Regions from separate parts of the Homo sapiens genome. Here region 1 is linked to region 2. A link is a loop called in an ENCODE intact Hi-C map of the cell type or tissue named here. Cell type or tissue: Caco-2. All regions are shown on one strand. Each heading gives the region's core, and the rest is flanking DNA. Links, peaks and the distances in the headings are about the cores only.

Region 1 (8,000 bases), core at 1-8,000, 55 kb before region 2:
TGGTATCCTCAGAAGTCCTGAAACCAATTCCCCGAGGATACCCATGAAGGACTGTACATATACACCCACACACAATGACTTTTATTCCCACACAGGTTTGTGGGGAAAAAAAGGAAGAGTGAACTTGGGTTACATGAATCCAATTGGTTACACCTAATTTTCTCCATTTTCTCTTCTTCACTTCTAATTGCTAAATTAAAAACAATTAATAATTTTCATAAAATGAGTATTTTGTTTTCCACAGATACTTCTTAATGCTATCATTACAAATACTCTACTGGAACATATATACTCCCTCCTAAATGTTCTATATTATCAAAGGTATACTTTCTTAAAGAAGTAGATTTGAGATGACAGAATTTCATGAAGATTTGTAAAATTAACTATAACTTGTTAAATATGGATGAATATTAACTTGTTAATTTAAATTGAGCAGAGATAAAGGAAAGCAAGGTCAGTAACTTCTATTATCTATCATTTTTAATAGGAAGCTATAATAAAATGATAAATTCAGCCTAATTTATGTCTAGATCTTTATTAAATAAGATCGATCCAATATTCAGCAATTATCTTAATATAATAATGTATATATTCATTAAAAATATTAAAGACTTTTGCTGCAGACCTCTGTTGGGAATTGTTCTGGAATGCAGTTTATTCTCACATTGACAGGATCATTTAACACATTTGGACATTTTCCTGAATCAGAAGGATTTGTAGTCACACGAGTAGTAGCTGGAGTTGAAGTAGAATCACTAATTTCTGGGGGAGGAAAAAACTCAATAAAATAAAACATGACATTAAATTAATTTTCTCAGAATTATCAAGTAATAAGTACTTTTTGAAAGAATACATGAATTCATATAAAATGAAAATTTTAAAATAAATTTTGCATTTAAAAAGACCCACAATTTCAAGCACTAGTCATCAAAAGGAAAAGATCCAATCATACTTTTAAAATTGACAGTGTAGAATCCTATTGACTGTTTCTGAAGAAATACAAAATATATTTACAAAAGGACTTGGTGTAGATTCAGAAGGTAACAAAATATACATTCATACTGTATTTACAACTTGTATTTTATAGCTGAAGAAAAGATGGAGCAATATGAGTTATGAAAAACATATAGAGAAGGTGAGAAGAAATTAGAGAAGAGGAAAGTAGGTGAAAGTTATTCAAATTATCCCTTGCAAGGGAATAATTTGATAGGTAAAGTAGAGAAAGCTGGAATAGCGAAGAATGGTAGATACCAACGCCATATAAATAACATTCCAGCAATGAGATATCATTAAAATATATTGCTTCATAATACAGTAAGCTCTCAGTTTCTGGAAGTAGGTAAAACAAAAGATTAACAGGAATAGGAAATGCTAACTGTAGTCTAGAAGATAATGTGTAACATCCTTTACAATACTGATTTGCTCAAGAGAGAATAATGAAGAAAGAGATTCAGCATTCCGTATGTACCAACTCTAAATTAGAATTAAAATATTCAGAAACAGATAATTAAACTATCCAAGTCTTTTTTCAACTTTCCTCTACCTGCCTTTCTCATACAACCTCTCTCTCTCCTTAAAATAAAATCTAACCAGAACAAAGAATATTTGCTAAAATCCTTATTTCCTTTGCAAGTGTGTGAAGGCTGGAGCAAAAACCCAGGTTTTCCCACTAATGAGATGATGCTCACACCAGTAGGCGATTATTCCACCTTACATTAACGATTTGATCCCTTTGCCTCTTTGCTCTTTGTCAAGTAGCTAGGGAAGGCAATTCATGTCAAAGCACATGGATTCCTTACTTACAATAGCTCATCATTGAAATATGGAATATAATGAATAGAAAAAGTGGAAGTAATTGTGTAACTTACCCTGGATTTTTCTATAAGTGTTTCATCTTACACAGATTATTTTTTAAAACCTATAACTATTGTGGAGTAACTTCCTCCTAACTTCACGATAATGTAGCCATGCTTTTAATGTACTACTTACCATCAACAGCAGGTGTCTTAGTTGCTAAAACAACAATTAAGGCAATAGCTATTATAGTAACTATGACAAAAAGGACAATCAGAGAGATTTCCAATCCACTAAATTTCTTTCTTGCCATCTAAAAACAGAAAAGAATATATATTTAAAATGTAAAATATATAACTATAATAAACCACCAACAATTCTCATGAAATTACATATTCTTTTTTTTACTATGTATAATGCAGAGTTGAAGACAGCACTTACATAATATCCTAAATTAAGCACTTACTTAATAATATATTAAGCATGTACTTAATAACCTGAAACTTATACTGATATAAAATGTAAGCAACACATGCAATTTAAAGTAAAAGGAATGAATTACTGATGCACATTACAGTAGTAGTAGTACACTAAGATGAAAATACAGATGGAAAAAAAGATCTTCAAGTAGGTGTGTCTTGCCTTCTCATTTAGAGCATTTTGCAAGGCAAAGGCTTCCACTTGCACTGTTTCTCAATTCTCACAACAATTCTATGAAGGAAATAGTTATTCACATTTTACTGATCAGGAACTTTAAGCTTAACAAAGAATAAGTTATAGTTCAAAGTTAAAAACTTCAGTTTTTTTCTTGAACTCTCCTCTCTCTAATTCCAACACTACTTTCCACAATATTGTCGAAAAGAACATAAATACATATATTTGATAGAATAGTATATATTTGGGAGTTGCTACTCTGTTTAAAAATCTTTTGAATTTTCACCAAGTTCCTTCATCAAACAGCAGCAAATGAGATATACAAAACTCTTATATCAAAAATACATATTTATTATTAAAAGACATTATACTTTTGAGGTAGCATATGGAAGATACCCAAATGTAGACAGGAAAGAACACATCTCCAATAATTATCTGAAAGCATATTTGTTTAATTTAATTTTGACCACATATATCTTATTTTTCTTAGTTCTCAAGTTTCCATGGATTATCTGTATTCTATGATTTTAGTATAAATCTTAATTCAAAGACATATACCAAAGTAGAACTTAGAATTACTACAGTAAGTGCTTTAATAAATTATTGGGTTTAAAATCACGGTTTGTTTTTTTTTTTTTTTTTGGTCTCACAATGGTCCCTGTTCTGTAACTATGTCAACTCATGTACCCAGTTGTCCCAACCTAAACACCTTTTTTTCCTTCTTCCATATGTTTTACAACATTCAATCATTCAATAAGTCCATCTGACTTTATCTTCAAAGTATTTTTAGAATTATGCCTTCATTTTATCCCCAGCACCACAGCATAATTTTTAGATAACATATTGCCTTCATACCTGCTGTTCAATTTCAATCCCTCCCCATCCACTCTTCTAGGTGAATTCTAAATTTTGCTGAATTCAAATGCCATGGTGAGTTCCTTACCACTCTGAGGCACAGTTAATCTAGCCTTTCTTCATTTACCATAGCATATTAAATGTCCATTGCAATTATTTATGTATATGTTAATTTCCTCAATTAGATCGTTACATTCTTGTTAGCAAAAATTATAAAAGTAGTCAGAGAATAATATTAAGTAAGCAAAAACTTAATTTTTTAGTATAGCTTATAAATGAATATCTGCAGATTAGCATTTATTCTTAGTATACAATTTTCTGTTCCAGATATGTAAGCTGTTTATTGCATCAGTAATTTTCAAAGAAAATGAATGTAAAGTAAACAGAGCAACAGGTAACATACAAAGCTGTTCGAAAAATGAAGCCCAGTTGCGTGATGTTATGTTGAGAAATGACAAAGTTACATTTAGTGTACAACTTTAAATAAGTGTAAATCTCATTTGAAGTGATAACCTACTTTGCTACCAAGAAGTCAATAATGAGAATTGTGCTTTCCTTTTTGATAAGGGAAGTCTTAAAAAATGCATTTTTGTCATGAAACAAACTCTCCTTTGTCTAGAAAAATCAAAACAAAATTTAAAACAATTGCTTAAAATTACTGTGATAAAAAAATATGATCCCTGTAATTTTGGATTACAGTAATTTTAAGCAACTCTTCTTGGAAAATATATATTGATACCCTTTCTCTGCATATTTATTATGAAGATGAATAATACTTTATTGTATAACAACTTGATGAATGATCTTTAAAAGGTCAGCTAGAAAACAGTAATGTTTTATAAATGTAGCATTCTATTTTATATAGATTTTCTTAAAATATATTTAAGCATACTTTATTATTCATCTATTTTTCAAAATCTTAATCAGTACTCATTTTCTTTCATATAGAGTCATTAAACAAAACTTGCTATGATTCCACCTAAGTCTTACAAAAGTTATAATGAAGAGTTGGGCCAAAAAAAATCCTGTATTTAAAAAAAAATTAGAAATATTTTTTCCTGTTTAATACAAGGTACTACATATTTCAAATGGCAACTTAAAATATATGATATTGCTATTTTAGCCTAGTGCAGATAGATGGGAATACTGCTAACACAAATTAAGAAAAAATATAATTAGTTGAAAACATAAAAATAACAAAAAACATATGAGCCATAGACTTACCTTATTTCATAGCCTGTTCTCTTTGCTATGTTGTACCAGACTTGGATAAGGCTGCCAAAATAATGATCAAGGAAAGCTGCTTAGGTATATATTGACCTACTCATAAAGTTTTATTGCACCCTTACCAGCCTATCAGTGTTTAATAATCTTCTGCTCAACATACAATTGTTAAAAGCCTTAACCCTGAAAGTAGTTTACATAAATGTTTCTCTCTGGGAATCTAAGTTAATTAGTAATTGTACTGTCAGATACTCTTTGATTTCTCAAAGCTGTGAACTATTAATATCTTAAGAACATAAAAGTAGTTCTTTCTATTTTTTCTCTTTTCAAAATTATATTTATTTTATATTTGGATTTTGTTATAATAACTATTTTGTCCATTGTGTGCAATTTAGATCCTCACTGGAGAGTAGAAACATATTTGAAAGACAGAATCTGTGAAAAATTTTCAGGATATAACAATTAGAAGATAATATTTTATAAAAAGTAATGATTAAATAAAAATTATTCCCTGTATCTTGTCTTTGATCTTAAGGTTGAAAAAGTGACCAAATCCTTAAGTATAAAACATAAAATAGAGGTGCCCAGATCAGTAATTTAGAGATAAAATCAACATTTTTATCTATTTATTTACCACAGATAGCACTCATTGAATTATAAAAAATCATATTGTAAACCTTCTCATTTCATGTAGTAAAATGTATAAAATTAATTACACTACTGGTTTAAGCTAGCATAATGTTTAAAAGCAATGGATTTGATATAATAAATTTGGATATAAATGCTGGCTGTACTATGCTTACCTGAGAAATTGTGGGCAAAATACTACCTATAAAATCACTAAAAGAATTATATGAGCTAATATTGCTTAATTATTATTGACCCCAATTTGACTCTGAAATTGTCAGAGTCTAAGCCTTGCATACCATCTGGATACTATCTTTTCAACAAAATATATATTAAAATAATGTGTTTGCATAAAGTAGAGCAATTAGTTTTTGAAGCAAACTAAATATGAGTCTAAAAAGAAAATTTAAAAAAAGTATGCATGGATTGTTGTAAGACTCAGTAGCTATATAAAGGAGAAATTTCAGTATATAAAATCAGTTATATAGCAATAAGTTTAAAATCAGTCCAGAATGATCTAAATAGGAAAAATATAATAAAACTTTTGAGTGATTTACTCTCTATTCATATGCCACATTATTTTATATGTGTAAAATCTCACTAAATGAACTCAAAGCTCCTAGAACCAATAGGCAAGCAAAGCAAGGTCACAGGATATAAGGTCAACATACAAAGGTCAATCATGATCCTACCTAATAGCAAGGAAGAATTGGAAACTGAAACTACAATATAGATATAGACAGAGATATAAGTTGATAGATAGCTAGATTATCAATTAGAATAGCACCAAAAAATGTTGATGAAAAAGTTAAAGATTTTAAAAATTGAGAGATACGCCATATTCATAGACTGCAAAACTCAGTATTAAGCTGCCAATTTGCCACTATTAGATCTACACATAAAATATAATCTAAATCAAAACTCCATGAAGTAAATATAGACAAGCTGATTGTAAATTTTGTATACCAATTTGTATAACAGCTTTATTGATAATTTCCCCAAACTGGAAACAACAAAAGTGTCTGTAAACTCTGGCATATCCATACAATAGCAAACTACTCAGCAATGAAAAGTTATAAACTACTGATTTATGCAACAACATTGATAAATCTTATATTTCAGATCAATTGTTTTCCCTTTAATTTTAGTTCTCTGATAGATTCAAGAGAAATAGTTAACAAGTTGTCTTTTTATTTCTTCCTTTAGAAGTGAGAGCAAAGATTCTTTCCAGCTTTCCACATCTTTGAATTGAAACGATAAGCCTCTGTCAAGTTTTAACTAGTCCTCCTTTACATGTTCCTTTATTTATAGAAATATTTCAAGTAACAGCTTTTGTTCTCTCCAGTTAAAAACTTTGTGTGATTTTCATGCTGCTAAAAAGACACATGCACATGTATGTTTATTGTGGCACTATTCACAATAGCAAAGACTTGGAACCAACCCAAATGTCCATCAATGATAGACTGGATTAAGAAAATGTGGCTCATATACACCATGGAATACTATGCAGCCATAAAAAAGGATGAGTTCATGTCCTTTGTAGGGACATGGATGAAGCTGGAAACCATCATTCTCAGCCAACTATCGCAAGGACAAAAAACCAAACACTGCATGTTCTCACTCATAGGTGGAAATTGAACAATGAGAACACTTGGACACAGGAAGGGGAACATCGCACACTGGGGCCTGTCATGAGGTGGAGGAAGGGGGGAGGGATAGCATTGGGAGATATACCTAATGTAAATGACTAGTTAATGGGTGCAGCACTTCAACATGGCACATGTATCCATATGTAACAAACCTGCACATTGTGCACATGTACTAGAACTTAAAGTATAATTTAAAAAAAGAAAGTCTTAAAGAAACAGACAGAAAAAAAAAACTTTGTGTGATTTTGAATTTGTGTACCTTCTATTTCGTATCGTTATCTCCCTGTCATGTCAACAAACTGGCCTTTGTTTTAAGCAATTACTTCTGCCACCCTAGCTCTGGTTCCAACAATGAACCTCAATCAATCGAATAAGGTGTTCAAAAAATGCTTAGAAGGTAAATTCAGATAAAAATCACAAAATAAATGTATTCAATTATAAGCATAAGGAAGTTATGTACAGTAATTAAAAAGGTGTTTTAACTTAAAACATATCATTTTATTTAAAAACAAATATAAATTCTTAAAATTTCAATTATTAATATAAAGTTGTCCAAAAACTTTAAAACTTCATAAGCAAAATGATCCCCAAATTGAGTTGGATAGTCAGCAGGCAGGATGAGTTGTGAACACCAAAAGTGAATCATAACTGGTGATTGACACCTAGTGTAATTAGAACAGATTAATGTTCAACTACTCTCTTTAGGGAGTATTATGTACTTTGTCTCTGAAATGTGCATGTCAGAATTTCAAACATATGGTAGTTAAATCATGGACGTCTACAGTAGTTAAATCATGGACCTCAAATATGCACCTTAGGTTAAAAGTTACATGATTTAATATACTAGTTTTATATGTTACTTGCCACCAGGATGCAACAAAAAGACAAAAATCGAATTTTCACAGCGATAATGCAGAGATATTTCAAAATATTAAATAATAAAAAATGTTCTGCTTCTTTTAGAGGCCTGTGAAAAAACTAGAAAGAAAACAGCCACATGGCAAGAGAAGAAGGAATGGAAGAAGGCTCTGGGAGGTGTTGAATTTGTTTGAGTTCTTTCTCCTAGAAGACAGAAGCAGGTGCAATAGAACACAAATATAAAAAGGGAAGCCAAGGTTCCTGCCTGGGTCATAAAAAATACTGGATACAAAAGATTTTAGAAGAAGAAGGAGAAAACAAATTCAGGGGCAAGACACC
Region 2 (11,758 bases), core at 2,338-10,337:
TCTTTGGCTAAAATAATAAAAAGGCAATTAAAAAAACAAAATATGTAAGTGGCTTTTGACAATGATTTTAGAAGAAGATTGTATGAAGCTCTTGACATAGTAGGTGCTCAATAAATATCTGTTAAATGAGGATGATTAATCTCTAAGCAGGATATTAATTGCTTTCTTCATATTATATATAACACTTAGGAATTGTAAGGTTCACTCGTTTGTTGCTTTTTCTCTGTTTTTATTTCTGAAACCATTAAAAACCTGGGATGGTTAACATCACTCTACTTCATACCCATGACAATTGGTGATCTTATTCAGCAGACTAAACATTGGTCTGGGACACAGGAGATCTTGCCTAGCTACTGAATACTTAAATTTGAGTCTAAGCAAGTCATTTGATATTCACCTCAGTTTTCTCATCTATATAATAAACCCATTTTAATGAAAGCTCTGTCATTTCATGAGATCTAATTTTCCCATCTCTGATAAATATTACTTTTCAATTCTTCCTGTTCTTGGCTACCAAAATAAAATTTTGGGTCTAAAACTATGAAATTCTTATTTGTATGCAATCTGTATTTGCATACATTTCCAAATAGCATTTTAAAATAATCATTTTAGATCCACCTATATGAGGTAAACAAAATAATCTCAGATACCTTAGCTTCTCCCCCCGCTCCTGTTCTTATTTCCATGACTCTTTCCTTTAAAAGAATGTAGTTATCCTTTCTAGCTCACTAACCTCTTTCCTTTCTCTCTATTCTATCACTATACTGATAATATGCCCACTGATGCCTGCTAATCATTATGTCAAGTTTTGCAGTTAGGATGACTGAGGAATGCAGACAGGAATAGATATTGAATAAGATGATTACTATTGCTTGAACACTTTATGGATTAGGAAGACCACAGATGTGGATCAGATGTGACTAGGATAATAATAGAAAGAAAGATTGAGCATGCAGATTATGGCAAGAACAGAGATCAGCAAATCAGATTTATTGATGGGGACTATATAATAGGAAAATTTCAATCATACAAAACTACCTCTTGTCCCTAAATTCTAACCTCAAATATCAAGGATGAAAACCCATTATGCAAATAAATAGTATATTCATTTCTTTAAACTGTCATTTTCTTGGTTTCAAGGTTAGCCTCAGGACATAAGGGAAAACAAAAAGCTACAAAAAAGCTGAATGTGGGGAGATGTAAATTTAAATTATATCTCATTCTACATGTGTTTTTCAGCGATAAATAATATTTAAATATTTTCTGCATTAAGCAAGAAATAATAATTTGCATTTAAGTCAGATTAAAATCTTTTTAGTATTTTCGATCACTTCGAGGTATAAAATGGAGAGAAAAAGTATTAAGACATGCTATTGATCTGGACCATGTCCGTTCTATTATTATAACAACATCAACACTCAAATTAATGGCAGCAAGCCCAAGTTAATTGTTTTTGAGACGTCATGAGCCTATATCTTTTCGAATACCACTAATAGCAAAATAACTTTAAGAGGAACAGCCAAAAGAAGAGAAACCCACAAAGGCAAATGACCAAGAGTCATATAACATAGACATGCAGGAATAATAGTATTCAAAACAGAAAGGAAAATGGGCAGATTCAAAAAAGTTATTTAACCACTGAAAATGTAAATGTTATATGACTCTATCTTTTGTTGATTTTTTATTTTGAAAATTTGCATAGTGATTGAAAATCAGTTACTTAAAGTATTTTGACATTCTACATCATTTTGTAAAGTTATCTTACCCTTGTATGGGCATTAAAGAGTTACATATTTAATGTCGTCTTCTCAGTCTGGGCTTCTTGGGAAAAAATTTGCAGATATTTGAGAGGACTTAGGTATTGTAATCTAAGCTGTATCTTCTCTAGGGGATGACCCCAAATCTGGTAGCACTGTGGTTCTTGCAGACTCTTAGAGGTACTGACTTGATGGTCTTGGACAAGATCCAGAATGCTCTGGATTACTGGGAAGAGACTTTTGTACTCTTTATTTACTTTCTCCCAAACAAACAGTCTCTCTATGGTCTCTGAGCCACCGGGAGCTGGGGGTGAAATGACACAAAAACCCCTATGGCCACCACCCCTAGGACTGTGCTGGATCAGAACTGAAGCCAATTTGGCACTTGGTCTGGCCAAAAGCCTGCTATCTCTCCCTGGCTACCACTTATGTTCACTCAAAGCCACAGGGCTCTAAAATCAGCAGGTGACAAGGGCAACCAGGCCTATGTCATTCCCTTAAGGGCAGTGAGTTCCCCCAGGCTCTGAGCAGAGGTAGTAAAAAACTTCAGAAGTTTCACCTGGTATTCTATTGTACTGTGGCCGAGTTGGCACTCAAACCACAAGACACAGTCCTTCCCACTATTCTCTCCCATTTCCAAAGACAGAGAAGCCTTACCTGGTAGCCACCACCACCACCACCACCAATGTTTCCTTAAAGCCCAAGGGCTCTTAAGTCAGCTGTTGTGAATGCTGTCTGGCCTGGGACTCACTCTTCAGGGAAGCTGGCTCCCTTCTGGCCCAAGACAGATCCAGAAATGCCAAGAAAGAGCCAAGTTCTGGAATTGGGGACCCCAAGAGCCCAGTTGGTGCTCTATCCCCCCATGGCTGAGCTGGTACCTAACTGCAAGACAAAGTCCCCTTTACTATTCCCTTCACTTTTCTGAAGTGGAAGCAGTCTCACCCTACAGTCACCACAGCTGGGAATGTGCTGAGTCTCACCTGAGGCCAGCGAGTCTCAGTGTCTCACCTAAGGCCATTGACGTAGTACCTGGGTATCACTGCTAGTTATTTAGGGCCCAAGGGCTCTTCAGATAGCAGGTGATGAATCTTTCCAAGACTGAGTCCTTCCCTTCAAGGCAACAGAATTGCTTCTGGACAAGGGTGTGACTAGAAATTTCTGGAAGCTAGGACCTAGAAATGCGGCCTCATAACTCTAACCAATATCCTATGCTGCAGCTGAGGTGGCTTCCAAACTGCAAGACAAAGTCTTCCCTGCTCCTCTTTCTCCTCTTCTCAAGTGGAATGAAGGGGTCTCTTCTGTAGCTACAGCTTTGTAACCTGGGGTTGGGAGGAATGATACCACCACTCCCTTAGCCACCCCAGCTGGGGTCTCAGTAGGTCGCATCCTTCGTCAGTCCACTGTCTCTGGGCCCAGTTCAGTCATAGGGCTCACCTAGGTGTTGCAGTCCTTGTGGCCTAGAGTACCTTTCAAGGTTTTTTTGAGCCCTAAAGCCCTTTAGCCCAATGGCAAGGCTTGCAGAAACTCAAGTTCCCACCACTGGGATCAGCAATTCCCCTCTGGCTAGGGCTGGTTTAAATGTACCTGCTGTGGGTAAGCATCAGATGAGATTGGGCTAATTTGCTTTCTGCTATAAAAAGGGTTGCACTGAGTTCAATGCTTCATAATTGCTGGCTCTCCCTCTCCCCATGCTCTCCACACCAAGCTGCTGCTGCCAGGAATGGGAAATTAGTGGTGTTGGCCATTCGGAATTGTTTCTCCTACCTTTTCAGTGCCTCTTTCAGAGAAATAAAGTTAAATCCAGGTACTGTGAGTGCTCGCCTGGTTTTTGGTTCTTAAGAAGGTGCTTAATGCATGTAGATTATTGTTAATTGGTGTCCTTGTGGGAAGGGGTGACAACTGGTGGAGCCTTCTATTCTGCCATGTTACCCCACCTCTCTCAAATTATCTTGCTCTTGAAGAAAAAAAATACATAAGAAATTAAGTACCATGAAAATGATTTCAAGAAATAAAAACTTTGAAATTATAATAATGTGTTGGAAGAGTTATGATAATAAAATTTTTAAGTAAAGTAAAACACCCAGTATTATGTAATAAAAATGGTTTCCAGTGAAGGAGAAAAAAAAAAAGTGAGTTAACATTTCTAAACTTTTATATAAAACACTGTGCTGTAATGTTTTCTCATTATTTTACTTTATCCTCAAAAAAATAAAAAAAAAACACATGAATGGAGCAATTATTCTACAGTTGCAGGTGGAGAAGAGGAAGTTTAATGTCCACATTCAGCTGAAGAGCCAGAGGTTTCTATCTCCAAAGACCATACTCTTTGCATTAAAGCATTAATAACTTTGAAGTTTAGACTATCATATATTTTAAATAATAAAATCATGCACAATGTCAGCATTAACAAGCACCTTAGAACTATCTGAAGTACCGGGCTGAAGTCCCAGAGTTCATGAGGTCATTTTTATTTACAAGGATACATTATCTTCACTGTGAGAGTGTACATGCAGAAAGCACATGTCATAATAGAGACTAGTTTCTGATGAGGGATTTTGTCAAGTAAGACATATTTCATTTATTTCTCGACCATAGAGACTGGAGACATGGAAAGGAATTTGCAGTTTTTTAATTAATCAAACACAATTATGAGTGCATATCCAGAGGTATTTGTATAGCCTAAATATATCTAAGACTCTCACCCATCTCTAGAAATTTTAATATAAGCTATATTTAGATAAGCTTAAATACAAGTTATAATTTTTAAAAATATATGGATTATTTCTAAGGAGTGGATGTATAACCATGGCATATTTTAAGATTTCTTATGGTCAGTTGTTCTTTCACTCTTGTTGTCTAGAATTGTTTACCCTTTCTCTTTATCCCTAATCATTACCTAAATCTCACAAAGAAATTCTATTCAATTGACACTTATGTAAACAATTAAATATGTTCCAACCAATCCATTACTGCTTCCAAGTTAAGTTAAGGATTATGAAGTATTACAATGTCTTCTTGATATATGTCAAATATGAATAATAGGGTAAATGACTTTTTAAAATGTTTTTTTTTTTTTTGAGATGGAGTTTTGCTCTTATCACCCAGGCTGGAGTGCAGTGGCACAATCTTGGCCCGCTGCAACCTCCGCCTCTCAGGTTCAAGTGACTCTCCTGCCTCATCCTCTCGAGTAGCTGGGATTACAGGTGCCCACCACCACACCTAGCTAATTTTTTTTGTATTTTTAGTAGCAAAAAGTTTTTGCCATGTTTGCCAGGCTGGGCTTTAACTCCTGACCTCAGGTAATCCACCCATCTCAGCCTCCCAAAGTGCTGGGATTACAGGCATGAACCACCACACCAAGCCTTAAATATCTTAATAAATACTATTAAAAATTCTGGACCTTAAAATTAGCATTTCAAATCTGTAGAAAGATATTATTCAACAAATAATGTTGGAAAAACTGGGAGGTTTTGGAGAAACAAATAATGTTGGATTTTACATCACCAAAATAAATCCTAGATGAATTAAAAGTTTTAACATTAAAAAATAAAACTATAAAAGTACTAGAAGAAAACTAAAGAAACTATTTTATTCATTCTCTTTTTTTTAAAGCAAACACTGAATAGGAATCTTATCTAAATATGTTTAAAGCTCAGAAGCTATAGAGAGAAAATTCTGACAAATTAAATACATAGAAATGTAAATGGTCTTTTTTGGTTCAAAACATCTTAAACAATGAGAAATTTAAATGATAAGTTGAGAGCATTTTGATAATATTTATCAAATGCCAAAGTTTACATTCTAGAATTAACATAAACTCCTACAAATCAATAATAAATAGACCAATGGTCTAATTTTTAAAATGGCAAATTATATGAACTGACATTACCCAGAAAAAAATATTAGAAAGTGAACAGACTAAGATACATAAATAATAAGAGATATAAAAATTAAAGCCATCAGATCATGTTTCACTCTTGAGCAATAAAGTGATTGGATAAACTGTAGTGGAGAGTGTATGGAAAACAGCCCTTCTCATATGTGCATCTGGGTAGGAAATTGCTGTCAAGTTGGTGAATGGCACATCCATTAAAATTTAAAAATATATATGTTTGTTGACCCAGAAATCCCACCCATAGGTCTTCTTTCTACGTACATAATTGCATACATTAAAATGTTATCTACTCACTGCAGTTTTGTTTATAACAACAAAAATTAGAAAGAATTTGTAAGTTCATTACTTTGTGACTAGTTACATTATAGCACATATATAAAACAGAATATTATAAAATAAATTAGAAAAATGATGGATATGTAGTAGCTTATATGACCTCTAAGAGAAAAAAGTTAGAAGCAACATAGTGTGCATAGTATATATCATTTAGGTTACATATATCATTAATGTTATATATGTAACATACATACATATATGTCTGTAAATGTATAATGATCTCTGTATATATGTATGTAAATGTGTAGATACATATGTTTGTAAATATATAAATGGTCTACACATATACATTACATATAACATATATATGTGTGTATATATGTGTGTGTGTGTGTATATATAAATATGTGTCTGTAAATGTATAGATGGTCTCTGGGAAGGTACTAACAATGCTAATTGTCTCCTGGGAAAGAACAAGACATCTGTAATGTTTGAATTATGCATCATGTACATGTTATTAAATTTGAAAATCTATTACACATGCACACACACAATATGTATATATATCAACACACACACAATACATAGGTATTTATATCCACACACACAAACGCACACATACAGTCATTGTCTCCAGGGCCTTCTCCTTCTCACTACTGCTGAACTTCATGAGGCATTCACTTTGGTAGGCTGCTTAGTGCAAAAGAACTAAAATCAGAATGAGCTCTGTACACAAGTCTCACTTTTGACATTCATTGATCATATAATCTTGAGCAAGTTCTTACTCCAGTATTTCTTGGCTTTGTATCCCTAACAAGTTGCTTAATTCATCTATGCTTCAGTTTTGAAATTTATAACATGAGGATAATACTAGTGCCTATCCCCTAGCAGTGCCAATGAAAACACTGAGGCTCAGAAAGATTAAACTTTTGTTTCAAGACATACACTCTGTTATAGACAGAAAAGACTAGATCTGTTATTTGATTTTATAACCTATTCACATTACAGAGTACATTCTCAAACAGAATTTCCTTGATAGCATTGTCAAGGGACAAATACACACAAACATTTACTTAAATTGTCTGAACATGAACTTTGTAGTCATTACATAACTTAAGAGTTTTAAATACATTGGGGAATTTTCACTATGTTGACTTTAGAGTTTCTTATTAACCTTTCATTGTCTTACAGCTGTAAAAGCTGAAATATCTTATTGCTCATTTTCATAATACACCTTTCCTGTCTCTCTTTTTAAAGAGTAGTATTGAGCAAAATAATTTAAACATTAAAATAATGAGGATTTAATTTTTGTCTTTGATTCTTGAGAGGGAGGGTAGGAGTTAAGCTTCAGAATGAATAAAGGTAAATGGCAAAACACAGATTAGAAATAATTTCAACATGTATGTTAGTTTTGGTTAAGAGCATATGTTCTAGCTGAGCGCAGTGGCTCATGACTGTAATCCTAGCACTTTGGGAGGCCAAGGCAGGAGGATCACGACGTCAGGAGATCGAGATCATCCTGGCTAACATGGTGAAACCCGGTGTCTACTAAAAAATACAAAAAAAAAAAAATTAGCAGGGCACAGTGGAGAGTGCCTGTGATCACAGCTACTCGGGAGGCTGAGGCAGGAGAATGGCGTGAACCCGGGAGGTGGAGCTTGCAGTGAGCTGGGATCGTGCCACTGCACTCCAGCCTGGGCAACAGAGCAAGACTCTGCCTCAAAAAAAAAAAAAAAAAAAAAAAAAGAGAGAGAGAGAGAGCATATGTCCCTTTCTATGTGGTCTTTGATTTATTTTTTATTATTATTATTTTTTGTATTATACTTTAAGTTCCAGGGTACAGGTGCACAACATGCAGGTTTGATACATATGTATACATGTGCCATATTGGTGTACTGCACCCATTAACGCTTCATTTACATTAAGTATATCTCCTAATTCTATCCCTCCCTGATGCTCCCACCCCACGACAGGCCCCAGTGTGTGATGTTCCCCACCCTGTTTCCAAGTGTTCTCATTGTCCAATTCCCACATATGAGTGAAAACATGCAGTGTTTGGTTTTCTGTGCTTGCAATAGTTTGCTCAGAATGATGGTATCCAGCTTCATCCATGCCCCTACAAAGGACATGAACTCATCCTTTTTTATGGTTGCATAGTATTCCATGGTGTATATGTGCCACATTTTCTTAATCCAGTCTATCATTGATGGACATTTGGGTTGGTTCCAAGGCTTTGCTATTGTGAATAGTGCTGCAGTAAACATGAGTCTGCATGTGTCTTTATAGCAACATGATGTATAATCCTTTGGGTATATGCCCAGTAATGGGATGGCTGGGTCAAATGGTATTTCTAATTCTAGATCCTTGAGGAATCACCACCCTGTCTTCCACAATGGCTGAACTAGTTTACAGTCTCATCAGCAGAGTAAAAGCATTCCTGTTTCTCCACATCCTATCCAGCACCTGTTGTTTCCTGACTTTTTAATGATTGCCATTCTAACTGGTGAGAGATGGTATCTCATTGTGGTTTTGATTTGCATTTCTCTGATGGCCAGTGATGGCTAGCATTTTTTCATTGGTCTGTTGGCTACATAAATGTCTTATTTTGAGAAGTGTCTGTTCATATCCTTCGCCCACTTTTTGGTGGGGTTGTTTGACTTTTTCTTGTAAATTTGTTTAAGTTCTTTGTAGATTCTGGATATTAGCCCTTTGTCAGATGGGTAGATTGTAAAAATTTTCTCCCATTCTTTAGGTTGCCTGTTCACTCTTTTGCTGTGCAGAAGCTCTTTAGTTTAATTAGATTGCATTTCTGAATTTTGGCTTTTGTTGTCATTGCTTTTGGTGTTTTAGTGATTAAGGCCTTGCCCATGCCTATGTCCTGAATGGTATTGCCTAGGTTTTCTTCTAGGGTTTTATGGTTACATTTAAGTCTTTAATCCACCTTGAATTCATTTTTGTATAAGGTGTAAGGAAGGGATCTAGTTTCAGCTTTCTGCACATGGCTAGCCAGTTTTCCCAGGACCATTTATTAAATAGGGAATCCTTTCCCCATTTCTTGTTTCTGTCAGGTTTGTCAAAGATCAGATGGTGTAGATGTCCGGTATTATTTCTGAGGGCTCTGTTCTGTTCCATTGGTCTATATCTCTGTTTTGGTACCAGAGATACTGTTTTGCTGTTTTGGTTATTGTAGCCTTGTAGTATAGTCTGAAGTCAGGTAGTGTGATGCCCCCAAGGTTTGTTCTTTTGGGTTAGGATTGACTTGGCAATGCGAGCTCTTTTTTGGTTTCATATGAACTTTAAAGTAGTTTTTTCCAGTTCTGTGAAGAAAGTCATTGGTAGCTTGATGGGGATGGCATTGAATCTATAAATTACCTTGGGCAGTATGCCCATTTTCATGGTATTGATTCTTCCTATACATGAGCATGGAATGTTCTTCCATTTGTTAGTGTCCTTTTTTATTTCATGGAGCAGTGATTTGTAGTTCTCCTTGAAGAGGTCCTTCACATCCCTTGTAAGTTGGATTATTCTCTTTGAAGCAATTGTGAATGGGAGTTCACTCATGATTTGGCTCTCTGTTTGTCTATTATTGGTGTGTAGGAATGCTTGTGATTTTTGCACATTGATTTTGTATCCTGAGGCTTTGCTGAAGTTGCTTATCAGCTTAAGGAGATTTTGGGCTGAGACGATGGGGTTTTCTAAATATACAATCATGTCATCTGCAAAAAGGGACAATTTGACTTCCTCTTTTCCTAATTGAATGCCCTTTACTTCTTTCTCCTGCTGGTTGACCGGGCCAAAACTTCCAACACTATGATGAGTAGGAGTGGTGAGAAAGGGCATCCCTGTCTTGTGCCAGTTTTCAAAGGGATTGCTTCCAATTTTTGCCCAAATCCCATTTGGCTGTGGATTTGTCATAAATCGCTCTTATTATTTTGAGATACGTCCCATCAATAACTAATTTTTTGAGTGTTTTTAGCGCGAAGGGCTGTTGAATTTTGTCAAAGGCCTTTTCTGCATCTATTGAGATAATCATGTAGTTCTCGTCGTTGGTTCTGTTTACATGATGGATTACGTTTATTGATTTTCATATGTTGAACCAGCCTTGCATCTCAGGGATGAAGCCGACTTGATCATGGTGGATAAGCTTTTTGATGTGCTGCTGGATTTGGTTTGCCAGTATTTCATTGAGGATTTTTGCATCGATGTTCATCAGGGATATTCGTCTAAAATTCTCTTTTTTTGTTGTGTCTCTGTCAGGCTTTGGTATCAGGATGATGCTGGCCTCATAAAATGAGTTAGGGAGGATTCCCTCTTTCCTATTGATTGGAATAGTTTCAGAAGGAATGGTACCAGTTCCTCTTTGTACTTCTAGTAGAATTTGGCTGTGAATCTATCTGGTTCTGGACTTCTTTTTGTTGGTAGGCTACTAATTATTGCCTGAATTTCAGAGTCTGTTATTGGTCTAGAGATTCAACTTCTTCCTGGTTTAGCCTTGGGAGGTTGTATGTGTCCAGGAATTTATCCATTTCTTCTAGATTTTCTAGTTTATTTGTGTAGAGGTGTTTATATTATTCTCTGCTGGTAGTTTGTGTTTCTGTGGGATCAGTGGTGATATCCCCTTTATCATTTTTTTTATTGTGTCTATTTGATTCTTCTCTCTTTTCTTCTTTATTAGTCTTGCTAGCAGTCTATCAATTTTGTTGATCTTTTCAACAAACCAGCTTCTGGATTCATTGATTTTTTGAAGTTTTTTGTGTGTCTCTATCTCCTTCAGTTCTACTCTGCTCTTAGTTATTTCTTGCCTTCTGCTAGCTTTTGAATGTGTTTGCTGTTGCTTCTCTAGTTCTTTTAATTGTGTCTTAGGGTGTCAATTTTAGATCTTTCTTGCTTTCTCTTGTGGGCATTTAGTGCTATAAATTTCCCTCTATACATTGCTTTAAATGTTTCCAAAAGATTCTTGTATGTTGTGTCTTTGTTTAGTTTCAAAGAACATCTTTATTACTGCCTTCATTTCATTATGTACCCAGTAGTCATTCAGGAACAGGTTTTTCAGTTTCCATGTAGTTGAGCAGTTTTGAGGGAGTTTCTTAATCCTGTGTTCTAGTTTGATTGCACTGTGGTGTGAGAGACAGGTTTTTATAATTTCTGTTCTTTTACATTTGCTTAGGAGTGGTTTACTTCCAACTATGTGGTCAGTTTTGGAATTGAAGTAATGTAGTGCCAAGAAGAATGTATATTCTGTTGATTTGGGGTGCAGAGTTCTGTAGATGTCTATTAGGTCTGCTTGGTGCAGAGCTGAGTTCAATTCCTGGATATCCTTGTTAACTTTCTGTCTCATTGATCTGTCTAATGTTGACAGTGGGGTGTTAAAGTCTCCCATTATTATTGTGTGTGAGTCTAATTCTCTTTGTAGGTGTCTAAGGACTTGCTTTATAAATCTGGGTGCTCCTGTATTGGGTGTATATATATTTACTATAGTTAGCTCTTCTTGTTGAATTGATCCCTTTACCATTATGTAATAGCCTTGTCTCTTTTGATAGTTTTTGGATTAAAGTCTGTTTTATCACAGACTATGATTGCAACCCCTGGTTTTTTTGTTTTCCATTTGCTTGGAAGATCTTCCTCCATCCCTTTATTTTGAGCCTATGTGTGTCTCTGCATGTGAAATGGGTCTCCTGAATACAGCACACTGATGGGTCTTGACTCTTTATCCAATTTTCCAGTCTGTGTCTTTTAATTGGAGCATTTATCCCACTTACATTTAAGGTTAATATTGTTATGTGTGAATTTGATCCTGTCATTGTGATGTTAGCTGGTTATTTTGCTCATT

The links. Peaks named below come from ENCODE experiments on the same cell type or tissue, not always from the same donor. Only the 100,000 strongest peaks of a DNase experiment are listed, where the experiment ranks them.
Region 1: it touches region 2 in a loop (7-fold over the local background); 1 of 110 quality-filtered maps calls a loop at or near these places.

Annotation. Positions count from the first base shown.
Region 1 is chr3:165,073,906-165,081,905 of GRCh38, forward strand. SI (sucrase-isomaltase) reads right to left here and starts at 4,591. Exons shown (of 48, transcript NM_001041.4): 1 at 4,528-4,591; 2 at 1,990-2,107; 3 at 626-762. The coding sequence starts at 2,107. LOC105374192 (a long non-coding RNA gene) reads left to right here. Exons shown (of 5, transcript XR_924668.2): 4 at 3,631-3,697; 5 at 7,767-8,000. In Caco-2, for the core only: no CTCF peak of the experiment used is centred there; no DNase peak of the experiment used is centred there; H3K4me3 peaks cover 804 bases.
Region 2 is chr3:165,126,682-165,138,439 of GRCh38, forward strand. No RefSeq gene overlaps it. Among named protein-coding and RNA genes, the nearest start is that of LINC02023, 26 kb to the right of the region's middle. In Caco-2, for the core only: no CTCF peak of the experiment used is centred there; no DNase peak of the experiment used is centred there.